Linked DNA regions of Homo sapiens: region 1 is linked to region 2. A link is a loop called in an ENCODE intact Hi-C map of the cell type or tissue named here. Cell type or tissue: ovary. All regions are shown on one strand. Links, peaks and the distances in the headings refer to the core of each region. The heading gives the core; the rest is flanking DNA. Region 1 overlaps SLC66A3 (solute carrier family 66 member 3). Region 2 overlaps GREB1 (growth regulating estrogen receptor binding 1).

Evidence for each region. Peaks named below come from ENCODE experiments on the same cell type or tissue, not always from the same donor. Only the 100,000 strongest peaks of a DNase experiment are listed, where the experiment ranks them.
Region 1: a loop joins it to region 2, with 2.7 times the contacts of the local background. A loop is called at or near these places in 3 of 110 quality-filtered maps.

Annotation. Positions count from the first base shown.
Region 1 is chr2:11,161,503-11,173,870 of GRCh38, reverse strand. SLC66A3 (solute carrier family 66 member 3) reads right to left here. Exons shown (of 7, transcript NM_152391.5): 4 at 9,610-9,667; 5 at 1,826-1,946. Among named protein-coding and RNA genes, the nearest start is that of SLC66A3, 12 kb to the right of the region's middle. In ovary, for the core only: no CTCF peak of the experiment used is centred there; a DNase peak (open chromatin) is centred at 5,190; H3K4me3 peaks cover 306 bases.
Region 2 is chr2:11,589,772-11,602,139 of GRCh38, reverse strand. It overlaps GREB1 (growth regulating estrogen receptor binding 1), which reads right to left. Exons shown (of 33, transcript NM_014668.4): 11 at 9,014-9,364; 12 at 6,761-6,889; 13 at 5,901-6,029; 14 at 4,162-4,359; 15 at 3,280-3,460; 16 at 1,145-1,340. Among named protein-coding and RNA genes, the nearest start is that of MIR4429, 55 kb to the right of the region's middle. RefSeq lists a silencer at 3,326-3,530. In ovary, for the core only: no CTCF peak of the experiment used is centred there; no DNase peak of the experiment used is centred there.

The DNA of each region.
Region 1 (12,368 bases), core at 4,193-6,692, 430 kb after region 2:
TAACTAGAACTATTTTGTTTAGTTTATTTGTGTGCCATAGCCCTTTACTTAGTAAACATTTAGGAAATTGGAGTAACAGTTTAAACCGACACACAAGAGCAGGGAGTGGCGTGACTTGGGAGTTAGAGAAGACCACTGCCTGCAGCTCAAGGCATGCCTTTCCTAGCCCAAAACCAGCCTGTCAAAACTCTCTGCTAACACATTCTGCATTTAGCACATATTGACATAGAAGTTTTTTGGTCTACCTTCCAACTAAACTGCAAGCCCCTGAAGGGCAGAGGCCAAATCCTATAAAATGTTTTGTTGACACATTTGATAAACCAAGACTTTACACACAGACACCACATAAATAGTTGTTGATTAAATCATCATTTAAATAAAAGAATTCAATCATATAAGTAGACAGAAGACTTCAGTTAGGAAGGCGGCCAACAAAGGACTCTCAGACAAACTTTTTAAAAGGCTGTTAATAACCACACATCTGACAAGGGTTAATGACCAGAATATGTAAGAAACTCAAATGACCCAATTAAAAAATGGGCAAACCATGTGAACAGACATTTCTCCAAAGAAAACATACAGGGCCAGGTGCAGTGGCTCACACCTGTAATCCCAATACTTTGGGAGGCTGAGGTGAGATGAACACTTGAGCCCAGTAGTTTGAGACCAGCCTTGGCAACATAGTGAGACCCCTCTCTACAAAAAATTGGCTGGGCGCGGTGGCTCATGCCTGTAATCCTAGCACTTTGGGAGGCCAAGGCGGGTGGATCACTTGAGGTCAGGAGTTCAAAACCAGCCTGGCCAACATGGTGAAAACTCGTCTCTACTAAAAATACAAAAATTAGCCAGGCATGGTGGCGTGTGCCTGTAATCCCAGCTACTCAGGAAGCTGAGGCAGGAGAATCGCTTGAACCTTGGAGGCAGAGGTTGCAGTGAGCCGAGATTGCACCACTGCACTCCAGCCTGGGTGACAGAGCGAGACTGTGTCTCAAAATAATAATAATAATAATTAAAAATTAGCCAGGTGTGGTGGTGTGTGCTCGTACTCCCAGCTACTTGGAAACCCGCAGTGAGTGAAGATCGTATCACTGCACTCCAGCCTGTGAGAGAGAGCGAGACCCTGTCAAAGGAAAAAAGAAAGAAAGTCTTGATTTTAAGACATAATTAAGACAAGTAACTTGTTGAATATAAAGACCAGCAACCATGGATGGAGACATTAGCCCTTTAAGATGCAGAAGAACCATGATGAAGTCTACTTAAAATATCTAAAACTAGTAAATCCAACTAATGTGATAGCTCTGAATTATAAAAATGTTTCTACCTACATATACCATATATGTATTTTAGGTAGTTTTTGTAAGAATCCAAATGAAGAGTGAAAATTCTAAAGTTGAGACCAAACAATGTGGCTGCCGAAAATCTCCATCACTACACATTTCATTCATTCTCAAAAGCCACTGTATGATTTTCATATTTTAAAACCTGTTATATTCAAATTCTTAAGATAAATTAGTACATTCAATATAATCAACCTCTTTATCCTTTCAAAGAAGACAGAGCTAATTAATATCAGGCCAGGTTTTTGGAGAAAAATAGGCTTTCACTTTTTTTTTTCTTGGCAACTTGGATTTTACAGAAAATGGAGAGCAGTTTGCATTAAATCATCTTTGTAAACATGGATACACTTAGGAGGTTCTAGCTGAGTAGCCATTTGTAAAGTAGTAAAGCGCCAGGGACCATGTTACTTCAACACCAACTTAACACCCTACTACGTAGACACTTGGTGCTACCAAAGGCCTCCCCACCATGTGAGTCCGGTTCTTACTTGCACAGGTATAGGAAGAGAGGCTCCAAGTCAGCGCACTCACAGTTCCTGAGTCTCTCGTCTTCCACAGACACTGGAGCTGTGCAAACTTACTGGCCGCGCTGATGAAAGTACATAGATTCTGTTTGCAGATAAAATGTGAGAAAGTCACGAGTCGATTTGTTAAAAAAGCAAAAGAGGCCAGGTGCGGTGGCTCACACCTGTAATTCCAGCACTTTGGGAGGCCGAGGCAGGCAGATCATGAGGTCAGGAGATCGAGACCATCCTGGCTAGCACGGTGAAACACCGTCTCTACTAAAAATACAAAAAATTAGCTGGGCGTGGTGGTGGGCGCCTGTAGTCCCAGCTACTCGGGAGGCTGAGGCAGGAGAATGGCATGAACCCGGGAGGTGGAGCTTGCAGTGAGTTGAGATCGTGCCACTGCACTCCAGCCTGGGTGACAGAGTGAGACTCCCATCTCAAAAAAAAAGCAAAAGAGCACGAGATACTCAAAGCATTTTTGAAGCCAAATTTTCAGGTCAAAATAATAATGGAATTGTACAAAGTTGAAACCTAAGTTTAGTGAAAAGTAATGCAATAGTGAGACATTTATTTATTTATTTATGACAGTCTCACTCTGTCACCCAGGCTGGAGTGTCAAAATAATAATGGATTTGTACAAAGTTGAAACCTAAGTTTGGTGAAAAAGAATGGAATAGTGAGACATTTATTTAGTTAGTTAGTTAGTTAAGACAGAGTCTCACTCTGTTGCCCAGACTGGAGTGCAGTGGCACAATCTTGGCTCACTGCAACCTCCACCTCCCAGGTTCAAGCAATTCTCCTGTCTCAGCCTCTCAAGTAGCTGGGAGTACAGGCACGTGCCACCACACCTGGCTAATGTTTGTATTTTTAGTAGAGACAGGGTTTCGCCACATTGGCCAGGCTGGTCTCAAATTCCTGACCTCAGGTGATCTGCCTGCCTCAGCCTCCCAAAATGTTGGGATTACAGGTGTGAGCCACCATGCCCAGACTAAGACATTTATTTATAACTCACAGATTCCACCGTGCAGTGGGTAACTAATGGCCAGAGCTAGTTTGAAGTTGGGAATGAGAAAGAATCAATGCTTGGCCACAGAGGTTCATCTATCTACACCTCCAATGAGAAGTAAGTACTGAGGAGCCAGGTGCGGTGGCTCAGGCCTGTAATCCCAGCACTTTGGGAGGCTGAGGCGGACGAATCACAAGGTCAGGAGTTTGAGACCAGCCTGGCCAACATGGTGAAACCCCGTCTCTACTAAAAATACAAAAAAATTAGCTGGGTGTAGTGGCGGGCGCCTGTAATCCCAGCTACTAGGAAGGCTGAGGCAGGAGAATCCCTTGAACTTGGGAGGCAGAAGTTGCAGTGAGCTGAGATCATATCACTGCACTCCAGCCCTGGCAACAGAGTGCAACTCCGTCTCAAAAAAAAAAAAAAGTACTGAGATACTGTGTTTTAGAGCTTGGGGAAATCTATGCTGTTCTGAACTGACAAACAAACTCCAGCAGCAAGCCGCGGCACCTCAGCCCTGAATTTCTGGCTATTCTGATAGTCTGTGTGGTGGTGCGCTCAGGCCTCTGCTATACAGTGAGGTAAGAGATCCTCACAAATAAGCCTGCTGCTCTGCACAGCATCCTCGACGCTGACCACCACCAGCCCTGCCAGCATCAGCCTCTTCAGCAGCTGAAACTCCAGTCTCTGGGTTGAGTGTAGACCGAAGGGAGACAAGGTGACACCTGGGAGACCAGTTAGGCTAGTGCAGTCACCTGGGTTTGTACGAGGGCAGTAGAAACAGACGAGGTGAGAAGTGTTCAGGTTCCGGATATATTTCAAAGGCAAAGCCAACAGGATTTGCTGAGGGAGTGGTAATGGGATGTGGCAAAAAGAGAAATCTGGCTGGGCACAGTGGCTGACGCCGTAATCCCACTACTTTGGGAGGCCGAGGCGGGCAGATCACGAGGTCAAGAGATCGAGACCGTCCTGGTCAACATGGTGAAACCCCATCTCTACTAAAAACACAAAAATTAGCTGGGTGTGGTGGCACGTGCCTGTAGTCCCAGCTACTCGGGAGGCTGAGGCAGGAGAATCACTTAAACCCAGGAGGTGGAGGTTGCAGTGAGCCAAGATCATGCTACTGCATTCCAGCCTGGTGACAGAGCAAGACTCTGTCTCAAAAAAAAAAAAAAAAAAAAGAGAGAAATCCAGGGTGATTCTAATCTCCGGTGTTTCTGGCCTTTGCAGTGGAAGAACAGAGTTCCCATTAACTGAGACACATTAAGATGAAGGTGGGAGAGGGGCAGGGTGGGAGATCAGAAACCCAGTTCTGGACACGCGAGGTTGGAGAGGCTCAGTCGTCAGGCAAGGGTAGCCAGTGGTTGGCTGTGCGGTGTGTGCTGGAGCCCTGGGAACACGGAAGTCAGGGAGCTGAGGAGGAACCAGCAAGGACACAGAAAGGATCAAGGGGAAGGGACACTGGGGAGCACGGCTTCCTGGAAGCCCGGTGGGCAGTGATTCAAGAAGGAGTCCTGATCGATGGTGTCAAAAGCTACCGAGATATGAATGAAGAAGAGGAATGAGAACTGGCCACAGGCTCTGGCGCGAATGAAAGCCGCTGGCCTTGACAAGAGCAGCTTGTTTACCTTCTGTCTCCCCTGGAGAAGGAAAGCTCATGGGGAACACTCGGTCTGTTTCCTGCTGGGTCCCCAGGACCTGTGACAGTGCTGGCACCTGGCCGGCACTCAACAAATCCTTGCTGAGGGAATAAATCCTTAATAATAATGCAGTCTGGCAAACGTGATGATAAAGGTGCATCCAGGATGACTTGGGAGGAGAGAAGGCGTCACTTGGACAAGGAAGAATTATGGAGAAGGGAGGCAGGGTGCAGTGGCTCAAGCCTGTAATCCCAGCACTTCGGGAGGCCAAGGCAGGAGGATCACTTGAGGCCAGGAGTTCGAGACCAGCCTGACCAACATGGTGAAACCCCATCTCTACAAAAAATATAAAAATTAGCCAGGCGTGGTGGCGTGTGCCTGTGGTCCCAGCTACTCAGGAGGCTCAGGCACAAGAATCATTTGAACCCAGAAGGCAGAGGTTGCAGTGAGCCGAGATCACACCACTGCACTCTAGCCTGAACAACAGGGTCAGACTCTGTCTCACAAGAAAAAAAAAAGGAATTATGGAGAAGGGAACCGCAGGGAGTGCTCTTGGGCAGAGGAGTTGACCAAGAACCTGTGGTCAGGCCTGTGGCAGGACTAAAGTCACCCTGAGAGCTGGGTGCAGATGCTCGGAGGATGGCTGGCCCCAGGCAGGGAGACCTGTGAGGAGAGGGGCTCTTGTGCAATCAGGAGACCTGGACAGAGCAGAGGAGGGAGGACTGCAGGGGAGGGCTCGCACCAGAGAACCAGCCAGAACACAGGCTCGGCGGGGTGGCGAGGAGTCGGTGCGGAATGGGAAGAGCTGGGGAAGCTGGCTTTGTTCACACACATCAGGGTCCCAGACCACATTACAACACACTCGTGTTAAACACAAGCTTGCCTGCTAGATATTCTACCAGATTCATCTTTCAGGAACAAAGCTATTTTTACAGTCCTGAAGTAGTGTTGGTTTGGGCCCCAACCAAGCCCTGGAATGTCTTATCACATTAATTCAATTGGAGACTATGAAGTTTTTCTGTAAAACAGTCTAATCCAGGAACAGGATTGGAAAGAAGGGATGCTTAGCTGTCACGGAGAGCTTTTTTTTTTTTTTCAGACAGAGTCTTGCTGTCACCCAGGCTGGAGTGCAGTGGCTCAATCTTGGCTCACTGCAACCTCTGCCTCCCGGGTTCACGCCATTCTCCTGCCTCACCCTCCTGAGTAGCTGGGACTACAGGTGCCCGCCACCACACCCGGCTAATTTTTTTTTATATATTTTTAGTAGAGACGAGGTTTCACCGTGTTAGCCAGGATGGTCTTGATCTCCTGACCTTGTGATCCGCCCGTCTCGGCCTCCCAGAGTGCTGGGATCACAGGCGTGAGCCACCGCACCCGGCCTTGCAGATCATTTTTAAGTACTTTAATCATTTTCTTGTGAATAAACTATGAGTATATGAATTATCAATTTAACCATGAAAGCACAGTTTAGGACCTCTGGGGGAACGATCTCGGGTACCTGCATTTGAAAGCCAAAAAAATGGAACATTCTACAATGGAGGTTTTCCACTGATTCAAGCAGCACCCGCTCCTCTCTAGGATTCTGGGGTTTTGCTACCATGTGTGAGCTCTGAAGGCCCTGCTCGTTCTCCTGCACTGGGGCTCCACGACCCTCAGATCTGGGCCACCTTGTGCCCCGGACCCTGGTACCTCAGAGCAGGTGCGTGAGGAACACTCATTGAGTCAGTGAAGGAGGGCTATGGGCAGACACAGCACGGAGCCTGGTGTTCAGCCCTTGCATGATAAAGGAAAGAATCAAAATTATATTCCATGAAATGTTATATCATCAATGTTATAGTTAGAATAGATGACTACTGCTAAGGGCACAGAACAAACACCTAAAAGCTGTTGTTGCCCTTGACCCCTGAACTTGATTCTTTTGTTTTGTTTTGTTTTTGAAATGGAGTCTTGCTCTGTTGCCCAGGCTGGAGTGCAATGGCTTGATCTTGGCTCACTGCAACCTCCGCCTCCCGGGTTCAAGCGATTCTCCTGCCTCAGCCTCCCGAGTAGCTGGGATTACAGGCATGCGCCACCACACCCAGATAATTTTTGTATTTTTAGTAGACGGGGTTTCGCCATTTTGACCAGGCTGGTCTCGAACTGCTGACCTCAGGTGATCTGCACGCCTCGGCCTCCCAAAGCTCTGGGATAACAGGCATGAGCCACCACATCCCTCCATTCTTGACAAGCCTGTATCTCAACACTGCTAGAAGGATGTTTCCTCAGGGGTGAAGGCTCACAGCTGCTGTATGGGGGCTAATAGAACTAGAACCACCCCAACTCATCAGTAGTAAGACCTACTGAGAACATAGAGATGGCTCATTTACAGGGTTGTGAGAGTTGGCAAACAAAAATACAGGACATCTAGTTAAATTTAAATTTCAGAACAACAACAAATAATGTTTTAGTACAAGTATGTCCCATGCAATATTTTGTTTGTTTTTTGAGATGCAGTCTCGCTCTGTCACCCAGGCTGGAGTGCAGTGGCGTGATCCTGGCTCACTGCAAGCTCCGCCTCCGGGGTTGAAGCGATTCTCCTGACTCAGTCTCCCAAGTAGCTGGGATTACAGGTGCCCGCCACCATGCATGGCTAATTTTTGTATTTTCTTTTAGTAGAGAACAGGGTTTCGCCTGTTGGCCAGGCTGGCCTCCAACTCCTGACCTCAGGTCATCTGCCTGCCTCGGCCTCCCAAGGTGCTGAGATTCCAGACGTGAGCCACCCCACCTCGACCCATGCAGTATTTTGGACATACACGTACTGAAAAAGTGTTCCTTGTTAATATGGCAACCCTACTTATTTGCTCTCCCAAGTCACAGGGTTGAAATGTAACAGAAATGTAACAGAGAATCTAGTCTACTTTCCAGACAAGATGTTGGGGGAAAGGGGAAAGAAATTCATGAGTCTGCGTGTGGCAGGCAGTGCCCTGTGACCACCAGTTAGTTCTCCTCCTTTTCTCGTTGGGTAGAAACGTTCACTTCTGTCACCTTGGAGAGGTCTGTGGTCAAACACATCCTGAACCACCCTCAGGAGCCCTTGGAAATTTTCGGCCCTGAGCCAAGTATGAAAAAAAGTCAGCCCCTCTCCAGGACAAGGCCAACATGCCATTATGAACCTAAGAAGAAGCTAGTTAACTGATGCTCAATTCTTCATTCTAAAACTGCTAGTGGCCAGCTGCCGTGGCTCACACCTGTAATCCCAGCACTTTGGGAGGCCGAGGCGTGTGGATCATCTGAGGTCAGGAGTTCGAGACCAGCCTGGCCAACACAGTGAAACCCTGTCTCTACTAAAAATACAAAAATTAGCTGGGGATCCCTCTCCCTCTCCCTCTCTTTCCACGGTCTCCCTCTGATGCCGAGCCGAAGCTGGACTGGACTGCCGCCATCTCGGCTCACTGCAACCTCCCTGCCTGATTCTCCTGCCTCAGCCTGCCGAGTGCCTGGGATTGCAGGCGTGCGCCGCCACGCCTGACTGGTTTTCGTATTTTTTTGGTGGAGACAGGGTTTCGCTGTGTTGGCCGGGCTGGTCTCCAGCCCCTAACCGCGAGTGATCTGCCAGCCTCGGCCTCCCGAGGTGCCGGGATTGCAGATGGAGTCTCGTTCACTCAGTGCTCAATGTTGCCCAGGCTGGAGTGCAGTGACGTGATCTCGGCTCGCTACAACCTGCACCTCCCAGCCGCCTGCCTTGGCCTCCCAAAGTGCCGAGATTGCAGCCTCTGCCCGGCCGACACCCCGTCTGGGAAGTGAGGAGCGTCTCTGCCTGGCCGCCCATCGTCTGGGATGTGAGGAGCCCCTCTGCCCGGCTGCCCAGTCTGGGAAGTGAGGAGCGTCTCTGCCCGGTCGCCCATCGTCTGAGATGTGGGGAGCGCCTCTGCCCCGTCGCCCCGTCTGGGATGTGAGGAGCCCCTCTGCCCGGCTGCCCAGTCTGGGAAGTGAGGAGCACCTCTTCCCGGCCACCATCCCGTCTAGGAAGTGAGGAGTGTCTCTGCCCGGTCGCCCATCGTCTGAGATGTGGGGAGCGCCTCTGCCCCGCCGCCCAGTCTGAGAAGTGAGGAGCCCCTCTGCCCGGCAGCCGCCCCTCTGAGAAGTGAGGAGCCCCTACGCCCGGCAGCCAGCCCGTCTGGGAAGTGAGGAGCGTCTCCGCCCGGCAGCCGCCCTGTCCAGGAGGGAGGTGGGGGGTCAGCCCCCGCCCGGCCAGCCGCCCCGTCCGGGAGGTGGGGGGTGCCTCTGCCCGGCCGCCCCTTCTGGGAAGTGAGGACCCCTCTGCCCGGCCGCCACCCCGTCTGGGAGGTGTACCCAACAGCTCATTGAGAACGGGCCATGATGACAATGGTGGTTTTGTCAAATAGAAAAGGGGGAAAGGGGAAAAGATAGAGAAATCAGATTGTTGCTGTGTCTGTGTAGAAAGAAGTAGACATGGGAGACTCCATTTTGTTCTGTACTAAGAAAAATTCTTCTGCCTTGGGATGCTGTTGATCTATAACCTTACCCCCAACCCAGTGCTCTCTGAAACATGTGCTGTGTCCACTCAGGGTTAAATGGATTAAGGGCGGTGCAAGATGTGCTTTGTTAAACAGATGCTTGAAGGCAGCAGGCTCGTTAAGAATCATCACCACTCCCTAATCTCAAGTACCCAGGGACACAAACACTGCGGAAGGCCGCAGGGTCCTCTGCCTAGGAAAACCAGAGACCTTTGTTCACTTGTTTATCTGCTGACCTTCCCTCCACTATTGTCCTGTGACCCTGCCAAATCCCCCTCTGCAAGAAACACCCAAGAATAACAATAAATACTAAAAAAAAAAGAAAACAAAAATGAATCAATTAAAAAAAAAAATTAGCTGGGTGTGGTGGCACATGCCTGTAATCCCAGCTACTCGAGAGGCTGAGACAGGAGAATCCCTTGAACCCAGGAGGTGGAGGTTGTGGTGAGCCGAGATTGCGCCATTGTACTCCAGCCTGGGCAACAAGAGTGAAACTCCATTTCAAAAAAAAAAAAATATATATATATATATATAAATATCTATCAAGTTCTCTCCAAGGTAGCTTATTCCTCCTACTTTCTTTTCAAGCATAATACTTACCATGGCCAGGTCTATGATCCACTTCTGCAGGGCAAGGATGAACCAAGAAGACACCAATCTTACCAAGTGCTAAGGGACACAGCAGTGGGTCACCCACATCCGCGCCACCCTCCCATCTCACATATACAAACCAAGACCACAGACAGCGGCACGCAGAAGCCAGGTGGGTGGGAGGGGAGGACATGCTACCAGAACCTGCCGGATTTGGAAGGGACGAAAAGGGTCGCAAGTGAACACCTGCTCAGAATTCAAAAGAACGAAAACAGGTTACAGAAGAGAAATACAAAGACACCCACGCTCATGGACTGCTCCCTAGGATTGGGAACATTCCTAGTGGTTTCACTGCCCACTGAATTCTAGACCATGCAGACTTCTCTGATTTATGGTCAAAAGCTAAGCACTTAAAGGAGAAGTCCAACATTATAAAGCAGGAATGTTCTGCAAAATTGCTGTGATGTGAATTTCTGTTTACTGACTTCCACCTTTCCCCACAAACTCCACTGTAAAAATGATACAGCTGGGGTGGGCAATGCTGGAAGTCAGGCATGTGCACCGAGCTCGGTGACGCCACGGGAATAGAGGCCAGCTAGGGAGCTGAACAAGCACCCAGGAGACAGCGGCCAGGGCTGGAAGGGGACAGCCAAGAGTCTCTGGAGTGCCCTTGGGCAAGTCACTTTCCATCTTTCCACCTTGATTTGCTTATCTGTAAAATGCCTACAAGCACGTAGCACCGACTCAAGAGACTGCTGTTATTATAATTTCAAACATTAATTAAATGAAGATATTGAAACAGACAATGCCCTGTGCTAAAAGTCAGTGGAACTAAATACTCACAGCCTGATCAACACCAGAAGGTAGCTCGAAGCTGGCTGGATAGAATCCTGTTTTTAAAACACTAACTCAATTTTTAAATCTAATTTTTGTGACTCCTCCCCCCACCAATTCTGTTCTATCCCACCTCATTCTGTGTATTCTGAATATACATTTTATAAAATTTGACCAATAGTAGGAGCTCCTGAGATCCTACAGATGATTTATTTGTAGGGTTGCCAGATTTCACAAATAAAAGTACAGGACACCCAGTTAAATTTTAATTTCAGGTCGAAAACAAGTAACTTTCCCCAAGTAGCTGGGATGACAGGTATGAGACACCACACATGGCTCATTTTTTCTCTTATATTTTTGGAGCGCTAGGGAATCCCACTATGTTGCCCAGGCTAGTCTCAAACTCCTGGCCTCAAATGATCCTCCCACTTCGACCACCCAACACACTGGGATTATAGGCATGAGCCGCTACACCTGGCCAATAATTATCAGTAGAAGTATATCCCAAGCAATATTTAAAAGTATTCATTAGGCCGGGCACGGTGGCTCACGCCTGTAATCCCAGCACTTTGGGAGGCTGAGGCAGGTGGATCACGAGGTCAGGAGATCGAAACCATCCTGGCTAACATGGTGAAACCCCGTCTCTGCTAAAAATACAAAAAATTAGCCGGGCATGGTGGTGGGCGCCTGTAGTCCCAGCTACTCGGGAGGCTGAGGCAGGAGAATGGCGTGAACCCGGGAGGCGGAGCTTGCAGTGCGCTGAGATGGCACCACTGCACTCCAGCCTGGGCGACAGAGTGTGACTCCGTCTCAAAAATAAAATAAAATAAAATAAAAATAAAAGTATTCATTAATATGGTAACCCTATTCTTTCGCTCTCCGTAAGTCACAACCAATGGGAGATTATAAGCATCTTGCTGATACTACAGACTCGCCATCAGCATCCAGCCATGTGGTATCTCCCAGTGCCACCAGCACCCAAATTTTCTAATCTGCAGCCTCACTATCTTCACAAAGCTGTTGCATTTTATTTCAAAAGTAAATTATGTAACTCTTTTCATCTTCAAAGTACTGTTTACCAAAACCTTTAACCAGCTGGGACTGACCGTGAAGTGTTGAGGTGCAGTACAGCTGTGCGATCCCTCTTTCCGCAGACAGAAACTGAGGCAGCAGAGCTTGCCACTCGGGGAAACAGCAGAGGGTCAGGACTCAGCCAGAACCCAGCTCCCTCCATAGACACAGGCTGCAGAGCCTCGCCTCTAGTAAAACCACCACAATGGCCCTGTCATTTACTCTGCTTGACTGTGTTTCTGGTACTTCTAGCTCTTACAGTAACCCTAAAACATAGGCATTATGATCCCATGTCACAGATGGGGGACGCACAGTTTATGGTGTATGCTGAAGCCACCCCTGTGGTGGCAGGGACCTGTCCTGTCTGGCTCCAGGCCAACTGCTTCCCACCACTCCACACCCACATTCTCATGGCCTGCGGGCCACAGGCCTGGCTCTGCCCTCCTTCCTCCACTCTGAAGAGGGCATGGGAAGAAACAGCTCAAGCCATTTCACAGATGTGGCAGGACAGGCTGACAGCTAGTGCCATTCAAAACACTTTCTTGGGCCAGAAGTGGCAGCTCATGCCTGTAATCCCAGCACTTTGGAAAGCCAAGGTGGAAAGATCGCTTGAGTCCGGGAGTTCAAGACTAGTCTGGGTAACATACCAGGACCCAATCTCTAAAAAAAATGTTTTTTAATTAGCTGGGCATAGTAGCATGCACCTGTAGCTCCAGCTACTCAGGAGGCTGAGGCGGGAAGATTCCTTGGCCCCAGAAGTTCAAGGCTGCAGTGAGCTCTAATCCAGCCACTGCACTCCAGCCTGGGTGACATAGTGAGACCCTGTCTCTTAAAAAAAAGGTTAAAACATCTTGTAACTTGGG
Region 2 (12,368 bases), core at 5,939-8,438:
CTTATCTTATTTTAACATATACATTTCTTTGTTAAATTTGCTTCTTTCTACAATCTTAAGCTGGTTTTAGGAATGGGCAAATCAATTATTTTGCATTCAGTTGCTACTAAAAATCAATAGACAAAGAAAACATTTACCTAGCCAATTTTACTCACACAGACATAAAATTCCAAAGTTGGGGGAGTTTGTTGAAAATATTAAGGCATGAAAACTCTACTCCTAAATAGCACAGTGGTTAAGGGCCGAGCCATGGAGCCAGTGGCCTGGGTCATATCCTAGCTCCACGACTTTCTAGCTGCCTGGCCTGAGCCAAGTGGCCCAACTCTTGTTGGCCACTTTGTCTCATGTTCCCCATTTGTAGATGAGAACTCATCCTAGCACCTGCCTCTTGCATGAGCTCACAGCACGAAGCACTTTGGGCAGGGCTTCCCTGGCCTATGGGAAGTGCCTTATGAACAATGGCTATCCCCACCATGGATTCTCAGTCCACAGGACGGAAGCCAGGTATTTTTTAAAGTTTCTCAGAGGATTGCGAGGCACTCCAAAAAAGTCTCATCTCTTACGTTTACTTATTCTTGTGTAACTAACTACAAACCACCCAGAATTCTCAAATTACCAGGATTGTTTTAGTCTTCTATTTTGATGAGAAAATGTCAGGTGATAAGCTAAAAACTCATCAAGTTTTGAGGATATGTGTTCAGTTTGAGGAAGGAGATTCTGAATCTCACTACTTAAGGATGCAGGGATAGGGAAAACAGGAACCTTCCTAGGGCTTCTGGAGACATTAAGCGTTGCTCTGTATGGAGCCCAAAGCCCCCAGCGCCTAAGGGCTCTACCTTCAATATCTCCATTCAATGCCATAGAACAAACATTCCACATGCTGCTCAGAAAGCGGCAGTCACCAGAGAAAATGTCCCACAAACTGCATTACATCTTCCGAGATGAGGAAGCCAACTGGCGTACTGCAGGAAGGTTACCAAAAAGACCAAGAAGGGTTTACAACCTAACTCTGGGTTGAACCAAAGATCCAAGGAGCTGGAACCCATTATCCTCAACCACACTGGTCAAGGCTGTTACTAAATGTAATTTCTGCAAACCCAAGTGATATTGCTACACAAGGGCCCAGCAGCCCCGTGGCACTCACATTACTGCAGGAGGCAGGCCAGTGGATCTCGTTGTAGGGGCTGATGAGGGTGTGCTGTGTCTGCAGTGCATACGGGAAGGAGGTCACGTGAAGTGTCACAATGTTGGGGGCCTCCTTCACCTCCCTGCAGTTGAGCAATCGGTCCACCAATCCCACCGACGGGTCACTTTGAGAATAGAGGTTATGAACAGTGCTACTGAGGGAGGAGAAGACACAATCAGTGGAATTACTATATTGTTTTCTAATTTTGCAAGGTGAAGCAGTTGAATAAATTTATAACTAACCCCTGACTTTACCAACGACTAAAGATTATGGCTCTGCCCCTGACTAAGAATAGAGAAAATAAAAAAGGCTGGACTTCAGGTAGCTGTCAGGGGCTCTCCTGAGATTCGTTACTTAGGAAAAATGTGTCTGGCGTGGGACGGTAGTCAGAGAGGATTTCTTACAAGACACACACTCCTTCTATCCCAATCGGACAGTGATATGACCCTGGGGATGTTCCATGAATCATTTGTTCCTCTTTGGCCCCATCTGATTGTGTACTTATCTCCTTACACAGTCCTTCTGACCTTGAAATGATCCAGAAAAGATGTAAAAGAGTAAATTCTATAGTCAGTTTAAAAGGCAGCAGGAAAGGATTGGGAAGCATTTTGGACAAGGGGTCTAGGAGACAGGCCCAGCTCTGCACTTTTCCGTGGGACAAAGGCCTTTGCATTCTCTCCTGTAAGTTTAGGGGATTAAAAAAAAAAATCAGTGCTTAACCCTTTGGATGGCAGGAGGCCACTCTGAGAAACCTATTCCCAAAATGAATATTCACAATACAGCTCTTTCTATAATTTCGGAATGTTCCGATTTCCCCCAAGCCCACACATGGATTCTGGATTGTAAACCCTTTACGAGGTCCTTCATGTCCTGACCAGCCTAACTAGCTATCTGTGGATCTGCGACAATCAAAGGCTTTCTCCACGACCTGGCCCAGGAGCCCCCTCCTTCCTCATCTACATCAGTGGAAATGTCTGAAGGTACAACCCCTAGGCCAGTCTCACGGAGATGACCAATCCCGGTAAACCACCAGAAATCCTGCCAGGCGCTTGGCTTGGCCCATCTGAAATTCATCTGGGTTTATGTTCATTTTAACTGAGTGAGTCAAATCACCCCTTAAGAAGGGCAGGCATCAGCCGGGTGCGGTGGCTCACGCCTGTAATCCCAGCACTTTGGGAGGCCGAGGCGGGCGGATCACGAGGTCAGGAGATCGAGACCATCCTGGCTAACACGGTGAAACCCTGTCTCTACTAAAAATACAAAAAATTAGCCAGGTGTGGTGGCAGGCGCCTGTAGTCCCAGCTACTCAGGAGGCTGAGGCAGGAGAATGGTGTGAACCCGGGAGGCAGAGTTTGCAGTGAGCGGAGATCGTGCCACTGCACTCCAAGCCTGGGCGACAGAGAGAGACTCTGTCTCAAAAAAAAAAAAAAAAAATACAAAAACGAAATTAGCTGGGCGTGGAGACAGGTGCCTGTAGTCCCAGCTATTCAGGAGGGTGAAGTGGGAGAATGGCATGAACCCAGGAGGCTGAGCCTGCAGTGAGCCGAGATCGCACCACTGCACTCCAGCCTGGGCGACAGAGTGAGACTCCGTCTCAAAAAAAGGAAAAAAAAAAAAAAAAGAAGGGCAGGCATCAGTGGTGACCCACGGTACCAGAGCCCCCACGGAGCCTCTTTCAGGGAAGGGCTAAGCTGAGCTACTCCTGCTAGGACCCTCCGCACCCCACACCAGCATGGCTCCTTGTTGCTGAGTGGACTATGAAAGAAACACATCAGGCATCAGGCTGTGATTCGGGGTCTCAGCTCTGCCACTAACACCCTCCCACTCCACCCCACCCTGTGACTCTGGGAGACACGCTTCCCTTCTCCAGCCCTTAAATTCCACCATGGTAAATTTCAGAGGTCACACTGGATAATCCCTGAGATAACTTCCAGCTCAAGATTGTGGGAAACCTCCATGGCATCTGCTTAGAAACACCAAGCCCAAACATCATCCATCTTTTCAGGATTTGTACCCTCAGCCCCCGGGAACATCCACATACATCACTTCAAAGAAGGAAAATGTCAACTTGTCATATATCAAGTCAATCTAACCTCACAAGATCCCAGTGCGCATGGTCATGGATTAGGACAAAAAGTGTATGCGGGTTCTGGAAGGAGTTTTGCAGAAAAGCCTTAAATTTTGTCTGTGCCTCCGTGTCTAGCTTCAGAACATACTGTTCCACCCTCTGCTTCGTCATGTGCTCTTTCTTCAGACCAAGCTCCAGCAAAACCCCTGCAACACAAAGAACATACATCAGTAACTGCAAACATGCGCACTGGGTTTCATTCACTCAACAGACACCTGAGGAGCGACTCCTACACAGCAGGTCCTGAGCTAGACTCAGAGATGCAAGAGCAGGGAAAGGAAGGGAAAAAACTCCCACACAGGTTACAGCTGCATAACTGTCCTGCACAGGAGCTGGGGCGCAGGCAAGCCTTGGCTGTGTGTACAGCAGCCCTCCCGAGGGGCACCAGCTTCATGAAGCAGCTGATCCCAAGCATGGTAAGACAGAGGGAACCGAAAGGTCCTGCCAGCAGCAAAATCCCTCTCTCAGTCTGAATGCCACAGGGCGATACATGACACCACTAAAGAGTGAGTCCTTTCAGTGAAGACACCGGACATCTGTGTACTCTGTGGTTAAATATGATATCCTTGAAAGTACAAGGATATCAGTGACGCTAGATAGCAACATGTGGTTAGGTCACTAGCCTGAGTGGGACATGGTGAAAGTTCAAGTTTTGGCTCTACCTTCAACAGATCCTAAAATCTTGGGCAAGTCACTGTCTCTGAACATCAGTTTCACAATCTATAAAACAAGAGCAGCAATACTTGCCCTATTCACTCTATAGCAAAGAACAGTGTCAACACCCACACATGGATTTCGGCAGATCAAAGCTTCTCCACACGTGACTTCTCCCCAAAATGCCCCATACCTGAATGCCACACATGGAGCAGAGTCTGCTGGTAGGTCACTTCTGAGGGGGGAATGCAAATGAGAAAGTCCACCTTCTCAAAGGATCCCAGGTCCAGATTTTGGGTGCTGGAATCCGCAATGGAACACACATGGGAGAGGAGCTTCTGCGCTACTGCCAGCTGGAAGGGCCGGATGCTGTGTGGCTCCAGATTGTAACCTGGAACCAGAGCCCCAGGATGCCAGGTGAGCTCCAGGGCACACGGCTACTGCCAGGCCCTTGGCCAGAGAATCAGTGAGACCTGTCCAGGGGAGACGGCCCCATTCACAAAGCGATGAGGGAAAGGGGAATAACTCACGTTTATCAAGTCCCTGCTCTCAGCTAAGCAGTGGCGGGTGTGGGGGTAGCAATCATTTTATGCACCATCTTTCACTTAATAATAAAAATAAGAACCAAGCACTTGGGGAGCACAGTGGAGGCAGTGGTCTCTTCTGCTTAGAGGGGACAAGGAGCCTATCCCAGGGGAGGTGATGCTGAGACTGGACTCTGGAAGAGGACTGCAAACTCTCCAGAAAAGAAAACTAACACGACAGTCATTTAGGAACTCTGTATGAATAAAAAACATCAGCAACAGACTCAGAGGCAGGAAATTGGCATAGAAAAATCTATCACCTCAGAGACAGTGATGGATGTGCAATTCAAGATTAAATGAGATTGTCATAATTAAAGACTGAATTTTAAATTAGGTATCAGGTCTACTGTGACACTAAAAGATGTCCTGTCTTGTGGATGTGCCTCTGACATTGCTACCTCCAATCTGAGTCCTTGGATGCTGCCTCCCAGGCCAGACCGAGGCCCTCGCCAGTGCCCTCTCATCGCCCACCGAGCACACATGAGCCCTCTGTCCCCTCAGCACCCACTTAGCACACCTGTGCCCACTGCCCTCTCTCACGGTGCACACCTGTGCCCATTGGCGCCTCTCACTGCACACAGCTATGCCCACTGCCCCATGTCACTGAGCATATCTGTGCCCCTGCCCACTCTCACGGTGCACACCTGCGCCCCCGCCCCCTCTCACTGTACACACTGGTGCCCCCACCACTCTCACTGTACACACCGGTGCCCCCACCCCTCTCACTGTACACACCAGTGACCCTGCCCCCTTTCACTGTACACACCTGCAATCCTGCCCCCTGTCACTTTACACACCAGTGCCCCACCCCCCTCACTGTGTACACCTGCGCCCCCACCCCCTCTCACTGTACAAACCAGTGCCCTACCCTCTCTCACTGTACACACCTGTGCCCCACCCCCTCACTGTACACACCTGTGCCCCCACCTACTCTCACTGTATACACCTGCAGCCCCGCCCCCTCTTACTGTACACACCAGTGCCCCACCCCCGTCACTGTACACACTGGTGCCCCCACCCCTTCTCACTGTGCACACCTGTGCCCCCACCCCCTCACTGTGCACACCTGTGCCCCCACCCCCTCACTGTGCACACCTGTGCCCCACCCCCTCACTGTGCATACCTGTGCCCCCACCCCCCTCACTGTGCACACCTGCGTCCCTGCCACCTCTCACTGTACACACCTGTGCCCCGTCCCCCCTCACTATACACATCTGTGCCCCTGCCCCCTCACTGTGCACACTTGCGCCATGGCCCCTCTCACTGTGCACACCTGCGCCCACTGACCCTGCCCCTCATCACTACTTTGTACCCTCTCCACCCTGGGAGATTCCTTTTCACCACTCACTTGTGCACACCGGTGTCCCACTGACATCCAGGGATGCTGCTTTAGTGACAGAAGAGGCAGCGAGTGAGGAAGAAATATGGCCTTGATTTTCCTGGTGAAATTTGTCCAGCAAAATGTCAATGTCACCCTCTGCCCAAGACAGAATAAACAAATGGGTTTTTGATGTCAGTGAAATTCAGCAAACATCTACAGCGCAGTTAGTGTCAGGTACTGTCCCGAGGCCTGGAGTCATGAAGGTAAAGAGGAGGACATGGCCCGTCCTGTCAAGGGGTCTCAGCCTAGTCAGGATGAAGACACACTGCCAGAGTGAGCTCCCCCCACACAGACATAGCAGGTGCTAGGGCAGAAGGAAGAACAACATGGTAAAGGATGAAGGGGAAGGTCCCAAGCCCATCTGGAAAACGAAGGGTCTGAGAAGCTTTCTAGGGGGACATGAGATGAGTCTTGAGGGGTGGGTAGCTAGGCCAACAAGGGAGAAGGATGCTCACAGCCCAGAGCACGAGGGATGCGGAACTCTCCAGCAAAAAGGGGAGACAGGGAAGAGAGGCCACCAAGGCTGGAAAGGTGGAGAGGAACAGGCACAAGGGCCTTGTGTACCCCATGAAGAAGAACCCACAAGGTGCCCTCCACCTCTCAGGAGAACTCTACAGCTCAAGCAGGAAGAGATGGCCAGCCAGAACCCGCAGCTGTCACTCAAGAAAAGAAAGGGACAGAAGTGCAAGTGCACAGAATGAGGGGCACTCTGCAGTGGAGGCCAGCCTTAGCAGGTCACAGGCAGGGTGAGGCAGAGATGACCTCCCCCGGCACTGATTACTGTCCTATTAACATACGCATGTGCACCTGTCTCACGACAAGCCTACCTGGACAGAGGGTGCTAAAGAAGGCCCCCAGCGAGTCTACCTTCCCCGTAACCAGCTCGTAATTGACTTCCTTCTGGTACTCCGCAGGAGTGAGAAGGCTCTCGGAAAGAATCCGGGCTTGGTATTTTCCTGGAAAGCAAACAGATTTCACAGTACCCATTGTATCTTCCCTGCTTACGGGCTGTGTAGCCCTAGACTAGTCCCTTAACCCTTCTAGACTTGACATTTCCCATCTGGAATCTGTGGCTAACAGCTGGATCTACCTCCCAGGCCTGCTGTCAGGTGACACAAGACAATGGTGCCTGACACATGGCAGAGGCTCAGGGTCTACTACTGCAAGTCCCACTCACATCAAGGTAAATAATTTATTTAAAAAAAAAAAAAAAGGCCAGGCACAGTGGCTCACACCTGCCATCCCAGCACTTTGGGAGGCCGAGGCAGGCAGATCACAAGGTCAGGAGATCGAGACCATCCTGGCTAACACGGTGAAACCCCGTCTCTACTAAAAATACAAAAAAATTAGCCGGGTGTGGTGGCGGGTGCCTTGTAGTCCCAGCCACTCAGGAGGCTGAGGCAGGAGAATGGTGTGAACCCAGGAGGCGGAGCTTGCAGTGAGCCTACAAAGTGTCACTACACTCCAGCCTGGGCGACAGAGCGAGACTCTGTCTCAAAAACAAACAAACAACAACAAAAAACACAGAATGGGTTTAAGATTAAAGAACGCTGGTCGGGCACGGTGGCTCTTGCCTGTAATCTCAGCACTGTGGGAGGCTGAGGTAGGTGGATCATCTGAGGTCAGGAGTTTGAGACCAGCCTGGCCAACATGGTGAAACCCCATCTCTACTAAAAATACAAAAATTACCTGGGCATGGTGGTGCACGCCTGTAGTCCCAGCTACTCAGGAGTCTGAGGCAAAAGAATTGCTTGAACTTGGGAGACGGAGGTTGCAGTGAGCTGAGACTGCACCACTGCATTCCAGCCTGGGCAACAGAGCAAGACTCCATCTCAAAAAAAAAAGAAAAAAAATGCTAAAAGACAATTCAGACACTATACTTAAAAAGTACATTAAATGCCAGGCACAGTGGCTCATGCCTGTAATCCCAGCACTTTGGGAGACTGAGGCGGGTGGACTGCTTGAGCCCAAGAGTTTGAGACCAGCCTGGGCAACATTGCAAAACCCTGTCTCTACCAAAGTACAAAACTGAGCTGGGTGTGGTGGTGCACACCTGTAGTAGTTCCAGCTACTCCGGATGGAGGCTGAGGCAACAGAATCACTTGAGCCCGGGAGCTCGATACTGCAATGAGCCAAGATCTCGCCACTGCACTTCAGCCGAGGTGACAAAGCAAGACCCTGTCTCAAAAAAAAAGTGCATTAAATTCTGCACTTTTAAAGTAAATTTTACAAGGTACAAAAAATTCTGGCTGAAAATGCACAACACTTGTGAAGATTTAAGCAGGCCAGGAAAGCTCACGTGTTTGGTGTCTGCCTCCCCCACCTAAAAGAACACTCCAGGCAAGTAGAGACTGCTCTGCTCCCTGTGGGCCCCCAGCCTCTAGAACAGTGGCTGTACATGTGGGGCCTCAATGGGTGTTTTTAAAATTAAATCAATTGGCCGGGCACGGTGGCTCACTCCTGTAATCCCAGCACTTTGGGAGGCCTAGGCAGGTGGATCACTTGAGCTCAGGAGTTTGAGACCAGCCTGGGTGACATGGTGAAACCCCATCTCTATCAAAAAATACAAATTAGCTGGGCGTGTCCCAGCTACTTGGGAGGCTGAGGTGGGAGAATCTCTTGAACCTAGGAGGTAGAGGTTATAATGAGCCAAGATCAGGCCACTGCACTCCAGCCTGGGCAACAGAGTGAGACCTTGTCTCAAAAAATTAATTGGCTCCTGAACACAGACAACACAACAAGGGCATTGTTTCTTATCTCCAATAGATCAGTGAAGAAACAGGGCCATCCTGGTGTGAGTGACCACCCACGTGGTGGAGCCAGGTTTTCAACAGGGTCTTTCCACATTCCCAAGCTGACCCCAGGGCTAACCTCACCAGCCACTCAGAGCAGGGATGAGATTGTAACTAAGTCACTAGTCAAGGCTGCCTTCTGAAGCCAGCTACTGAGCACAAACCGCAGGTGCTAACTGCTGCTGCAAACCCGGGCCACCCTAGACAGAAAGGGAGAGAACCACCAAAGGAGGGGACCGGGAACACCGTTCAGGGGGCTTTCCCGCAGCCGCGCGGCCCAGAGCTCACCGGTGACGGCGATGCAGGAGTCGATGGCCGCGCTGCGGCAGGCGCAGATGATGACCACGTAGTTGGTCTTGGCAAGCTTGCCCTCGACCAACAGCCGGAACATCTCGGAGAGGCCCTCGGCCAGGGAGTAAGCACACTCGATGACGTGCACGCTGTCGTTGCAGGAGCTGGCGGCCAGGCTGGCCAGCCAGGGCAGCTGCGCGGAGGTCACGGGTGCCGCGGCGCTGGGCGCGGGCGGGAAGGGCTGCGGCGGCGCCTGCTGGTACTGCCGGATCTCGGTCAGGTGCGACTCGCGCCAAGAGCGCAGGAAGATCTGCTCCAGGTCCTCCATCAAGGGCACCTGGTCCGCGGCTGCAACACAATGCGGGCGGAGGGCCTGCCACAAATGCCAGCGGCATCCGGGGACGCACGGGTGCAGTGATGTGAAAGTACCCACCTAAGTTATTACTGTGAAATCGTATCACAGATGGCTGGAGCACGAGGGGAGGGCATAAAATCCGCCACAATCTCACCACCGTCCTAACAGAGCCACGCTATTTACGTGTATTTCTCAGTCTTTTTTTCCATATGAAAGTTTTTTTTTAATTATAAGATGATTTGTACATTTATCTTTATTTTTAAGATTAAGCATCCTCTTTGACAATCCAGAAACATAGTCCTTGCTCACTCTTTGGCCACACACACCTAAAACAGTTAAACGTGATTCCTCAATTTTCAATGACAAAGTAGGAAAAAAGAATATGTCCTCAAGCTGCAGTTCAATTTTTCTGTCCTCTTTTTAAAAAAAAAAAAAAAAATCTTACTTTGCTACCAAGCCACTCACCAATTATAAGTTGGAAAGACAATTTTTCAAAAAGCCAACAAAACCCAGAAAAAGGAATAAGTATCAATCCAGAATTATCACCCAAAACACTGCTGTTGTTAAAAAAAAAAAAAAAAGAAAAAAAAAAGTAGGAAGCCAAATTCCCATAGCTTGTTAGAGAAGGTCTTTAAACAGAATTCAGAAAGTTAGGACTGGAACTACGGTGGTATAGACAGGTTACACTGTCCCTATGTGCATATACAGTGGTAAATGTGTAGAACATTCAGCCTGGGAATATAGGCTTTCTCCTACTCCAGGACAGGGAATAAAAACATGTATTGCTGGAATTAGTATTAAAACTGTCCTTACAAATAGCTGCAATGATTGTCAGTATAAACTTTGGGTCTTGCATTCTTTCCTTAACCATGACCCTATCATCAGTTTCAGTGCCATTTTCAGCCAACATAAAGAGTGCTGTTAGTGTGTCCATAATGTCCCATCATACGTGAGCACCACCGTTTACTTAGCAAGGTCTCTATTGTGGATTCTCTTATTTCTTCCAAATATTCACCTTTATAAATCCCTCTGCAATGCACATCTTGACATATAGAACGTTACTTCCTTCGCCTAAATTCTCAAAGGTGGATTTACAGAACCAGCTACTACATATCATCAGATTGCTTCCCAAGAGCCTGAATGCGTCAGTTTACCACGCGAACGGTGCATCGGACAAGCGCTGGTTTTACCGCACCTAAGCACCACTGGGTACCATCATTTGGGTTATTAATTCAGAAAAAGATGACTTGATTTGTGATTTGCATGTCTTTGATGATGAGTGAGACTGAATACTTTTCAATATTTGTTTCCTTCTGGTATTTTCTCTTTTATGAATTGTCTGGTTTATACGTCCGGATTTCGTATTTGATGTGCTGGAAGAAAGTGCGTCAGGCTTCCATTTAGAAGGTGGGTTCCAGCCCAGCTCTACCCAGCACCAGCTGTGCGGCCCTGAGCTATCTCCCATGGTTTCCTGATGCATAACACGGGGTTCATGACACCTGCTCTGTGGGCCGTGCCAGAATTTGATTAAATTAGCTTATATCTCCCTCTTTGATTGGATGCATTTAATCAGAATTCACTACTTGAATTAGCTAATCAAATTAGAATTTAATTAGATTAGCCGTTATCTCTCTCATCTTTAAAAACTTTCCTTTGAGTCCACATCTCCTTCCAGAACTAACCCCTACCCAGAGCTGTCTGCACGGGCCATACTGTCTCTTCACCTCCAATCTCTCTAACCCACTCCAATATGACTTTTATCTCCAATCTTCACATACATCATCATCAAGGTTGCCAGCCGCTTCCCATGGCCAAACCCAATGGTCAGGGTCCAGTCTTCCCTCCACTCAACTCCCGGCCACACTGGCACAGTTGATCAGCCCCTCTCCTTGGGATCAGCCCCTCTCCTTGGGAATGCTTTTTTTCACTGCTTCTTATCAACATTCACCCATTCCTCAACTATTCCCTCAATATAGGTTGGCAGACTGTTGACTTCAGCTTCAGATGCTATGGGACATCGGGAAAAGGACTCACTCACCATGCCTGGCCTCATGGAGCTTACACCCTAGCTGGGGGAGACACACTTAAAGGGAACAATCACAGACCCTAATTCCTGGTGCCTAAAGATAAAGGGCATAGGATAGGGGCCCGGAGGGTGGGAGCTGTCTTACACACAGTAACAAGAAGGTCTTGCTGAGGAGATGATGAGTGACCCAAAACCTGAAGGACATAAGGGAGCAAGCCACACAAATGTCTTTGGCAAGAGCATGCCACAGGGAAGGAACAGCAAGTGTGGGATGCCCAGGTGGGACCAAGATTGCTGAGGGGGACAGTGGGCTGGGACAGAGCAAGCAGGTGGGACCAGGAGGCAGGCTGGGCCCCCGGGAAGGGGTGGAGTGAGCGACTGATGGGAAGCCGCGGCAGGGCTCTGAGCAGGGAAGAGATGCAATCGGAGTCCAAGTTCTCAGGGATGTGGGGAACAGGGCAAGAATGGTGCCCCGGTGAGGCGGCAGCCACAGAGAGGGTGAGCGAGGCTGGATTCAGGATGAAGCCGTGCTTACTGATGGACAGGTGGGGACTATGAGAAAGAGCGACAATGCTGGGTTTCCCAGATTCTCCACTGTCCTTTCCTTCCTTCCCACCCATTCCATCTCAGTCGCCTCCTCTGGATCTCTGAAGATTGGAGGTCCCCAGGCCCAAACCTTGGCACTTTCCTCTCCTCGTAGCCACCCGCAGCTGGTCTCACGGCTTTAATATAAGTCATCTGTAAGCCAGTGTGTCTTAAATGTATACCTAGAGCCTCCACCTCTCCTGGGACTCAAGGCCTGTCCATGCAAATGAACACAGGCGACTTGACTGTCTCGTGGGCATCTTGTACAAACTCACGCCAAGACAGAACTCAGGTTCATTGCCACCATTCACCTGGCTGCTCAGGCTGAAACCCAGGCCCCATCTGCTCCCACCCCCTTCAAAGGCATTTCCAGCCGGCCTTACCTT